2 separate regions of the Homo sapiens genome follow, and region 2 is linked to region 1. The links are chromatin contacts, found by Hi-C or POLR2A ChIA-PET in ENCODE. All regions are on one chromosome and are shown on one strand. Each heading gives the region's core, a stretch centred on a gene start or an enhancer-like site at or near the end of the contact. The rest is flanking DNA. Distances are from core to core; before and after follow the strand shown.

What was found. A loop is a pair of places that touch in the nucleus more often than their neighbours do. ChIA-PET counts read pairs that join two places held with the same protein, here RNA polymerase II (POLR2A). Pooled maps may share reads with other maps.
Region 2: a map of breast epithelium shows a loop between it and region 1 (5-fold over the local background). The contact joins two enhancer-like sites. A Hi-C loop is called at or near these places in 4 of 168 maps with a recorded cell type or tissue (CD14-positive monocyte, CD8-positive, alpha-beta T cell, breast epithelium and 1 more), 6 of 37 single-sample maps with no recorded cell type and 8 of 50 pooled maps. POLR2A ChIA-PET finds 5 or more read pairs at or near these places in 1 of 52 experiments (A673).

What each region holds. Positions count from the first base shown.
Region 1 is chr17:55,658,397-55,664,125 of GRCh38, reverse strand. No RefSeq gene overlaps it. Among named protein-coding and RNA genes, the nearest start is that of TMEM100, 62 kb to the left of the region's middle. Within about 2 kb of position 3,390, at least 3 of the 41 ENCODE cell types and tissues checked have a DNase peak (open chromatin) inside an H3K27ac peak, as active enhancers do.
Region 2 is chr17:55,695,666-55,701,394 of GRCh38, reverse strand. No RefSeq gene overlaps it. Among named protein-coding and RNA genes, the nearest start is that of TMEM100, 24 kb to the left of the region's middle. Within about 2 kb of position 2,079, at least 3 of the 41 ENCODE cell types and tissues checked have a DNase peak (open chromatin) inside an H3K27ac peak, as active enhancers do.

The DNA of each region.
Region 1 (5,729 bases), core at 2,141-4,640:
ATCAGTGCTTATGTCCCAAACACAAAAACCTGTATTATAAGGAGCTCACTGGTGCTTGCATCTGCACTTAATTGTAGAAAAAAATATAGAGGCCGACCTGTCCACTCACATACATAGCATGACATACAATGGCCATACAGGTGCAGAAACTTCCCAAAAGACATTGGTACACCTCTCTACATTGATTAGTGACAGAGATAAAGGCAGAGACAGAGACAGAGACAAGATGGAGAAGGAGATGGAGATGGACATAGACTAATACATAATGGGGTAAATGTCCCATTTGCCTTTAAAGATCAAGGACAAGGATATTTATTTAGTCATAGTTCTGGAAGGTAGAGGATAAAAGCCAAATTGTTGAAAACCTGGGCTCCTTCTGACATACTCTTTTGATTCCATGTCTTGGAATGCACTCTTGGCTTTTTTAACAACCCCTCAAATTGCTTCTCTTTCTTGATGCACCCACACTGCTAGTGTGTCAACAAAAGATTACAAATTCCTCCTCAAGAGAGCATCAGGGTCAGGCTCAGGCAATAAGGAACCACTTAGACCCAGATGACTAAGGCAAAAATTAGGCACACACAAAGGCAGTATAAAATCCTTAAGGTAAAAGTAAAAAATAAGATAGCCAGAACAGTCCTACTTGAGACTGTTGGAAATGATGTAACACATCATGAGTCCTTTCTTGCTGACCTTGATTCTTTTGGTATTATTATTATCAATACCCGGATTGATGTCATGTTCAACTGTCAATGAGTTAGCTGCAAAATAATTGGCATGCATCAGACTGGGGGATACTTCAGTGTTCCTGAGATGAATTGAGAGAGTGAACAGGAAATAATCTTTGAAGACCAGGAAAAAGCATCAAAGATAGGTAAGCCTGGAATGTCCTTAGGAAGGGGCCTTCCTAATCCTTCTGCCTTAAGAAGAATATCACATTGACACTCGGGCCTGGGAGGAAACTGAGGCCACATGAGGGAGAGGTGAGAGAGGAAAGAACTGCTATTTTTTTAATGTTATCTTCCTCTGAAGCGCTTATACATACATTGATTCAAGTTTGATTTTCACAAGCACCTGAGGTAGGTACTACCTCCATTTTTACAGATGGGAAAGTAGGCAAAATATAGGTAAAATCCATTATCTGAGATTACGCATTTGGTAACTGCTGTACCTGGAACCCAGACACCTCAATCCCATCCTTCTTTACTTATCCAAAGTCTCCCTCCCTAATGGAAAACTGGGGACCTGCCTAGGCTGAGAGTTTCTTAGAGAGGAAGCCACCTTGTGGGAGTTCTTTACTTGAAGTCGTACATGACACTCAGGTCAAGTAGACAGAAACAGCAGAGAATAAAGGTGGAAACAAAGATCAGATATGGGCGCCACAGCCAGTCTCTAGACCTGAGAAGGGTCAGGCACAGAGACAGAAACCAGAGTAAACACAGGGGCTGGAGAAGCAAACTGAGGAGTATGGGGACCATGGGTGAAGGGAAGGAAGGAGGGTGTTCTTGGGTGGATTTTTGGGAAGATGCTTTGGCCAAAGTGGGCTTTCATATGACCCTCAGCATTATGTGAGGCAAGGTCATCCGTGTTTAAAATTCCAGAGTTTGGTTCTTCTTGTTTGTTTTTGATAATTTACTCATTTCATTGAATTCCCACCCTTTTCAGGGTCACGCAAAGATATAAGTTCTCAGGGGTGAGGTTCCAAGGGACTTTATCACTACCCTAGCAGCTTGCCTAATAGTATGCAGGATCAGATATCGAGCAGTAACTATTCAGCTATAGATACCAGCTTCCTGTGTTTGGAAAAGGTAAGGAAATTGTTCATTCATTCTACAAATACTTGCGGAGGATGCAAAAATGGAACAGGGCCATCATGGACGTTCAGATAAAATGCTGGGGGAGTTGAGAGGAGGAAGCTGGCATTTGAGCTGGGACTAAAATCCACCCTAGCTCTCGTATGTGTGTGCAAGTGCATGCTTTCAATGCCTTCTTATAGGAATGACGTTTGCACTAATCCCACTGTATTACAATTATCCAGTTACTTTTCTGCCTCTCTCGATCAAACTGAAAACTCTTAAAGGGCAAGGACTGAAGCTTGTTCATCATAGACCATATACTACTAGTAGTAATAGTATACATGTGGAAAATCTTTACTCAATTTTAATTGATTTTAAATTAATCATCAGACCTAGAGTTTGGAAAACTTGACTCCAATGACAAAAGCCAGTCCTAGGATTTGCAATGCATAATCCTATGCTTTCTCTATGAAATGGCAGGGCTTCTGATGTTACCCTCCTGAGCAGAGTCTACAGCATGGTTTTCTTGAATTTCCCACAGAATCAAAAACAGTGCCACAGACATGGGAAAACTCGACAAATATTTTATCAGAACAATCAAGTGATTTGACTTACAGCAAAACACAAATTAGTGTGACTTCAGAAAATATTTTCATCATATCTTGGTCATATTTTTTCATCATATATAATCCCTAGCAAAGAAACAGAGGACATGCAGACCATATGACATGAGGTTTCACATTAGCTTGATTTGACAAAGATGCAAATAATGCACAGACCATCTGTACATGAGAACCAGATGTCTCATTTGCATTTGGATTTTTCCAGTAGAAATGAATGTGGAGGCTTTGAGAAATGCATTAAATTTATTTTAATTGACATAGACTTAGAATGTTGAGACAAATTATTTTCCAGGCATCAAATGCAAAGGTCAGTGTGTGCACTTGAAGGGATAAAAATAACAATGAAAGAAGGGCAAGGCAGCTGAGGTCGGCACTAGAAGCATCTGGAGGATATGGAAACTATAAGGAGGCAGATATTGGAGGCACAGATAAACACCCAACTTTAACTAATATTGCTTGAGACCATCTCATATACCAGTTGTTGTAAAAGCAACTTCTGTATTCATTATTTCATTTAATTATCATAACATCCATATGGAGAAACTCATGAAACCCCGCTCTGCAGATTAAAAAATAAAAAGACATAGAGACTCAAAGAGGTTAAGCTGACTTGCCCATGCAGCCACAACTTTCAAATCTCTGCATCAGCAATCAAACCTATGACTTGTCGCTTACTGACCAATGCTCTAAAGCAGACAAGGCAGGGAGGAACAGGCAGGTTCCCTGGTGTCAAAAGCTAGCTTGTCACTTACTGACCAGTGCTCTAAAGCAGACAAGGCAGTGAGGAACAGGCAGGTTCCCTGGTGTCAAAAGCGAGACTCCAGATTCACAGAGTCAGCAAGACCAGCCTAACTAACAAGAAGCACCAAGGTGGAGTTTGTTAAAAGGTCTACCTAAGAGAGTAGTCCAGGAATCACAGGTATCAAGTCCTTGAGGCCTTTAGGTAAAACCTGAACCTTGAACCCTGGCAGGGCAGAGATACCGTGGCTGTAAAGTGTGGATGTACTTTTATCCTCTGGAGTCCTGGTCATTTTTGTTCAGTACAAATGGTGAGTCAGAGATTTTGAAACAGCAAAGAAGAGCCAAGCTCTAAGGAAAACTCAAATGGTCTATTTTATCCTGTTCTGTTTCCAGTTTTAGAATGAATACACTTCAGCTAGCTCAGCATTTGAGCCCCCTTGAGCAGAAAGAGTTAATCCATTTGGAATTTCGTGGGAAGCTGGGTTGGTTAGGCTGTGGGGGAAAAAAAAAAACCACCAGCATTTAGCTCATTGAAACAGAGAAGGGGCCTGTGGGTCACTGTTGTTCAGCACCAAGACTAGGAAATGGTTTATTGTACAACATTCAATAAGCATTTTCTCTGAAGGAAGTGGGCTGTAAATGTGTCAAATGACAGTTATGGATTGGTCTCTGGGGAGAGGAGATGTGTTGAATTGCTTTACTTGATAAATTGACTTAGGAATTAAATGAAAACTTCTACTCTGAATCACATGGACCTAGTGCAGTTCTTAATTCTATTCCAGTAATGCTCTATTGAGAATGGTATTCCTTAATATTTGTGTGGTTCTTTATGAATTTTCCAAGGTATGTTTATACTTATCATTCCTGAATTTCTTGTTGCTTGTGTTGAATTGAACCAAATTTGGCCTGAGAATGACTCTATACTTTGATTCCTTATGTAACAACTGCAACCTAACTTAGTACAGAAACTAACTGAAAGCCGACTTTAGGAGTATACTTTTGTAACAAATAGCTGAGTCTTGGCCCATCACAGCAGCTAAGCTCCAATCCATCACTGATCAGACCTTATTCAAATAGGGCAAACACCAAGCTATAACCAATCAAGCTGTTTCTATGCCTCACTTCCATTTTCATAAATGCTGTCCGCCCATGTTGTAAAGGGGAACTCTCTGAACCTCTTCTGGCTCTGAGGTTTGCCCAATTTGTGAATAGTTCTTTGCTCAGTTAAATTCTGCTGAATTTAATTTGCCTCAAGTTTTTATTTGAATACATGGGAAGAGCAAAGCATTATTATTCCCTCTCCCTTTAAAACAAATTTTTTTAGAGATGGCGTTTGCTCTGTTGCCCAAGCTGTTGTGCAGTGGCGTGATCATAGTTCATCGTAACCTTGAATTTCTGGGTGTAAGTGATCCTCCTACCTCACCCTCACAAGTATCTGGGACTATAGGCTCATGCCACCGTGCCCCTCTCCCTTTCATTTTAGATGAAAGAGCAGTGGTACAGGCCAGGCGCAGTGGCTCACGCCTGTAATCCCAGCACTGTGGGAGGCCAAGGAGGGTGGATTGCCTGAGGTCAGGAGTTCGAGACCAGCCTGGCCAACATGGTGAGACCCTGTTTCTATTAAAAATACAAAAATTAGCCAGGTATGGTGGTGCATGCCTGTAGTCCCAGCCACTCAGGAGGCTGAGGCAAGAGAATCGCCTGAACCGGGGAGGTGGAGGTTGTAGTGAGCCGAGATCATGCCACTGCACTCCAGCTTGGGCAACAGAAGTGAGAATCCATCTCAAAGGAAGAAAAAAAGCAGTGCTACAGATAGAAGAATGAATTATCAACATGACCAGCGTGAGGCTGCTATGGATAGTAATAATAAGAAGAAGAATAACAAATAATTTGTTGAACACCTCATACTCAGTGCCAAGCATTGGGCTAAGCACCCGATAAATACTATCTCATTTAATTGTCATCTCAGTTCTATGATATAGGTACAATTATGATCTCCATTTGAATAAGAGAAAAAAACTGAGGTTTACAATGGTAAACATTTACCTCTACAAAGGTTTACTCAAGCAGGCCCCACAAGCAAGAAATGACAGAGCTGGGATTTGAGACCCTGCAGTCTAGTTTCGGACTCATACTTCGAACCAGTGTGCTCTAGCTTCCCTTTCCCTCTCTCCTCCTGCTCCTATTTAGCCCCCTCTCTACTGTGTCCCACCTGGTAGTTTAGCAAGCATCACCTGATTCCAAGAAAGTTGGGTAACATAGAGCTATTGAGCATAAATGATAATGGGTGTAAAGTTCAAGACATGGGAGTTAGCACATTGTAAGTGCTCAAAACAATTGCTAACCAGTATGTAAATGTATGGAAAACAATGTTACTTTTCTTAGCATCAGGATTCCTTTTAGGGAGAGGATTCTAAGTCACTGGAAAGAAACTTTGATCATTGGTTTAAGGGTTAGAGGACTATGTCCAACTGGCAATTAAGCGACCCTACTTCATTCTATGGAAGATGGCTCCACTTACTTTTGGGGCTTTATTTGCTGAAAGGGGTGTGCAAGTTTTCAGTGAACT
Region 2 (5,729 bases), core at 830-3,329, 39 kb before region 1:
GTGTGTAGCACCTCCCCCTTTTCTGTCTTCCTCCTGCTCCAGCCATGTAGGACGTGCTTGCTTCCCCTTTGCCTTCTGCCATGATTTTAAGTTTCCTGAGGCCTCCCCAGCCATGCCTCCTGTATAACCTGTGGAATTGTGAACCAATTAAACCTCTTTTATTCATAAATTACTCAGCCTCCGGTAGTTCTTTCTAGCAATGCAAGAATGGACTAATACAATCTTCCACTCTCCTCAGAGATAGGATTCATTTTCATCTCCGTTCCAATCACAACAGCATAATTACTACAACACAATAACTTACAGTAATTTTACAAAGCCTCATCTATTCCTTTTGGAATAATACCTCAGGGAGGGAAAGGGAAAATAGGGGACATGACAGGGACCTTGGCAAGGCAGTCAAGGGTGGACTTTCAGATTTCAATAAGATCCAATAACATCCCAGGGTGGACTTTGGGACTCTGTTGTCCCTTTTGATAAATCCTTAGCAATGTGACATTCAGATATTCTTTATCTTTTTTCCTAGTTTCTAAGCAAATAAATATTGTTTCAAAGGTACACACAGGTGTATGCACATACATAAATACTCCCCTCCTTTCAAGAATAAACATCAATAGTTCAAAAATGTAATCTAGATCCTTGTTTAAAAGTGAAACATTTTCCTATATAAAACATAATCTTCAAGTACCTTATTACCAAGAGGCAGGTATTTTACATATGCACAGCTGAGTCAGTCCCTGTGCTCATCCTTTTAAATCTTGTCCAGAGAAAGTAAGAGAGTTTATTAGCCTTAAATCCAAGTTACCGCCCCATTTCCACCTGTGGATGGGGTGGAAGTGGTTTGGGGTGGAAGATGGTTGGCTCTTCTGGTTCATTCCTTTTCACTAATGCTATAGCATGGGGAGACATATTTGATATTTAACCATGGAGGTAACAACAAAAGTAAGCTATTTAGATACTAGCCGGGTCCTTGGAATACATACATCTATCCTAAATAACTTCCCCCCCAGATCTCTAAGATATCTGTGAAGTCTAAAACTAGCTCCCACAGGAGCCATTCTGATTCTTGGGAACTTTCTAAGGACTTCTGAAAATGCCTACTCAGTTAGTGCCTGAGCTCATAGTAGTAGGAGGTGGTAATTATTTAGTACCCAATGAGAGCCCAAGATAAATAGATGTTGACCCTAGCCCACAGGTTGTAGTTTTACCCAGTCACCTTTCTGACTGTCAGTTCCATTAGCAGGCTTACTACCTTAAAATCTGGGGTCAGACCCATCCTAATCTGGCATTGTTTACCCAGAATTGGAAAGAGAGCAACTGTCATTCCCTCAGCATAGGGAGTGGACAAGAAGCCTCTGCATGGTTATTTGCCCTATTAGCTCACAGTTTTACTTGAAAAAAAAAAAAAAGAGTCACAAGTATATTGGATGATCAGCCACTTTTACAATCTCCAAACTCTGTTCAAATGAGATAATTTACCTCTCTAAACGTAATCTGGCTCTCTAAATCTTTCTGGATTGCCAATTAAGAGTGCCAATTGTGACCTTTTTTATTATTTTATTTTTTGCTTTTTTCTATCTTCTCCTTCCACAATCAGATTATCAAATAACTCTGAGACTTTTCTTGCTAGAGCAGACTGAAGCCATCACAAACCCTCACCCCCACGCTCCACAATGGCACAGATTGTTTTCCCCTCCGGTTCTCAGTTGTGGGTCATTGGTTTGGAAATAAGAGCCATGAGTTAAGTGTCTTTGTTTCTTGCATAGGCCTTGGAAGCACTTAGAACCCTGGAGTCTGAGTAGGGAGTCGCTTATACCAGCTGGAACAATCACAGGATTTAGACTGGAGACAGAGGGTAAAAAAGCAAGGAAAAAAAAATCAATTCTGCACCATTCAGCTGCCTCCTCATTCAGCCTAGGGTGGTGGGAGTTGGCTTAGTTTGTGAATCCAGTTAGCAGCAGCATTCCTGGAAAAGTGGCCCATTGCAGTGCTTTCTCGTGAACTTCATCCACCTGTCATGTTTAGTCTTGGAGGGGAGCCAGGACAGGCAGGAAATAATAGGCTGCAGGATACTGGTGTGTGTCAGTGGCCCCGACCCTCCCATTCCTGAACACAGATGAGCTGGAAGCCTGCGAGGCGTTGCCATTGCATGGATGGGCTTGGGAGGCCACAGCAAGACAGGCTAAGGGAGGGGGAGACACAAAACGGATGACAAGAGGTTTAACTCATAGTGGGCCCATCTTTGGGACTGCGGAACCATTTCTGCAGGGAAATGGCCTTGGCTGTTGCTCAGACACATCCCTTTGTTCTCACTGACCTAATGTTGCACACATAAGGCTGAGCCTCAGATCTAAAGGAGAATGTCTGAGTCCTTCTCACCTTCACATCCTCCCTTCCCCTGGCCTCCCTGGCCAGAGAACTAGCTATAATGACATCAACTGGCTAGAATTACATAAAACTTCCCTTTTCAACTCCCAGACCCCTGGATTATTATTATGTTTTGTTTTTAATTTCCACATGATTTCTCTTTATGCAATTGGGCTTCCTCCTTGCCAACTCTTATCACCTTTATCCCTGTCAATTTGATTTTCTATTTCTTATTAGCAGGTTTTAGGCAACAAGGTGAAAGAAACATGGGTTCTCAAGGAGTTGTAACTATAGGCTGGTGCAAAAGTACCTGCCTAGGAGCAGTAGAAATGCCAATATGATTAAAAATATGATACCTGCCAGTGCTTCTCAGTGAGAGACCCAGGGAGAGACAGACACACACTCATATTAGAATAATTTACCCGTACATGTACCCCCTGAATCTAAAGTAAAAGTTAAAAAGAAAAAAATAGGATAATTTGAGGGTAGTCTATAAAGGAATTATCATCAAAGCTATCAGTGAGCTTCCTCAGGGATAATAACGGAAGACGAAGATGTGTTATCACTCAGGGCTCAAAGATATGAGGAAGGCGAATGATGTGGTTTGGCTGTGTCCCCACCCAAATCTCATCTTGAATTGTAGCTCCCATAATTTCCACGTGTTGTGGGAGGGACCCAGTAGGAGACAATTGAGTCATGGGGACGGTTCCCCCATACTGTTCTCATTGTAGTGAATAAGTCTCACGAGATCTGATAATTTTGTGAGGAGTTTCCCCTTTCACTTGGCTGTCATTCTCTTGTCTGCCACCGTGTAAGAGGTACCCTTCTGCCATGATTGTGAGGTCTCCCCAGCCACGTGGAACTGTGAGTCCATTAAACCTCTTTTTCTTTATAAACTGCCTAGTCTTGGGTATGTCTTTATCAGCAACATGAAAACAGACTAATACAGAGAGATTTAGGGAATCCTAATAGGAGATCAATCTGTAGAGGACCAACGTGAGAGGAGCAGCAGCCAGGGTAAAGCAACCTGCAAGGATGGAAGTGGGGAAATAAACACCTGGGCCTCATTCTCTTCCCTCCCTCTCATCTCCTGAGAGCATGCCCCGCTGACTATACCCATCAGGAGCCAGAGGGGTTCCTGCAAGCCAACGCCCTGGGACAGAGAAAAGGGTGAGTGGAGAGTGGAGAGAGGGTCTCAAGGAGCAAGTGGAAGGCATCTGGCACATTCATACAGTTTCTGGTGCACAAATAATCAATACCACAGGCAATTTTTTTCGTTTCATCTAAGTTTTGACTTCAAGTTGAACTCCTGAGGTCAGAAATATCTTCCAACTCTGGATCCCTTGTGAATTTGGGGGAACTAAAAAAAAAGCTTAGGCTGGGCATGATGGCTCATGCCTGTAATCCCAGCACTTTGAGAGGCCAAGGCGGGTGGATCACTTGAGGTAAGGAGTTCAAGACCAGCCTGACCAACATAAAGGAACCCTGTCTCTACTAAAAATACAAACAATTAGCGGGCATGGTGGCACATGCCTGTAATTCCAGCTACTCCAGAGGCTGAGGCAGGAGAATCACTTGAACCTGGGAGGCAGAGGTTGCAGTGTGCAGGGATCACGCCATTGCACTCCAGCCTGGGCAACAAGAGCAAAACTCCATCTCAAAAAAAAAAAAAAAAAAAGCTTAGTTATTGAAACTTAAATATAGTCCTTAATAGTTTTATGACAATGTTCACATCTATTCAATCATTCATCCTTGTCACTGTCATTAATAAATGACATATACATGCTAAATATAGCTTCTTAGTTAATATTGTCTTCTGATTGCCAAATTAGTCAAATTTCCACAAACATTTCTTACCAATGTCTTACAAGCTCATCCTACAAAATCTGCCTTTGTTTTGGTTTCTCCCATTTCTCTTCCTACTATGGTATTTATTACTTTACTTTCTGGAGTAATTTTTTTTCATAGTTATATTATAGGTCTCATTATTTCTGCCATGTTAGGTACAATATACCCTTTAAAAAATTTTTTTTCCTAAAATATTTATAACTATACTTTGTTATTATTTCTAAGCACAATCTTTTTTATGACCCAAGCAGAGAAGCAGCCCAGTATTAATTTACATAAGTAACCCTCTCTTGATTCACTTACGTATTCATTTAAGAATATTTATTCAGAATATTCTAGACACTATATAAGAACTAAAGATACAATGGTGAATAAAAATAGACCTGTTCTCTTATTTTATGGAGAAGTCAAAAAACAACCTGGAAAATTAATTTTTATTTCCTAGCCTTTTAGAGTTGTATATTGAAATATTTAAAAGTTCTATGATATAATACGATATTTAGAACTTGCTTCAAAATAATCTGAAGAGGAGAAAGCAAAGGGAAGTACAGGTGAAAGATTGGCCAAGAATAATGATTAAAACTAGGTTCAAGGAAGGTCATTATACTACTGTCTTTATTTTAATATATGTGTAAAATATTCAATAATAAAAAGTTTTTAAAAATTCATTCTTTAGAAGCAGGGTTGGCTTCGGAATTTCTATCTGGGGGTCCTTGGGGGCAGCAATCAGGTTGGTAGGGAGTGTTTGATCCTGAGTTTGCATAGCACCATCTCACAAATTTGAGATAATTCCTCAAAATGAAGAATCGGTTTCAGGTATATGAAGGGGGAGGGGATTGCTAATGGAAATTATAGAAGATAAAGCAATCCCCTCTAACCACAATTTTGAAGATGGTTATAAGTAATAAGTTAGTTTGACAGAGGTGTGGTATCTAAAAAGAAACAATGGTGGTATTGAATGAATCATCAGTAAAAATAATTCACACAATTCACTACAATGGCCCATCAATTGCCAAAGTGTCCCAGCAAATGCTCTTTAGAGGCTAGTAGGGTTAGAAAATTTAGTTTGGTAACTACTGAGGAGATTAATTTGTGGAAATAACCATATTTTTTAATTCTGTAAACTAGTTGGTGAGAACGTGGCTGTATGTTATGTTTGTATACCTGAAATATTTCTCTTTTTTTGAGAAAGCAAAAGAGAGAAAGACAGGTAGAGTGATATTATTTGTTGCCTAACATTTCAAAGCTATTGCACCTTCATTATCATCTTTGTCTAATATGTATATTTTTGATATTAAGAGTTATCCCTCTAATTAATGTTTGCTTACAATATCCTTTCACACCTTTAATGCATGACATTTCTGTTTTGCGTTGTTTTCCTTGTATTGCCTGAAGATGGCATAAAGTTTATTGTGATTTTTCAGCCCAATGCAAGGGTGTAAGATTTTAGTAAAAAAAAGATAATCCTGTCTACATTACTGTCATAATTGATTTATTTGATCTTATTCCTGTTA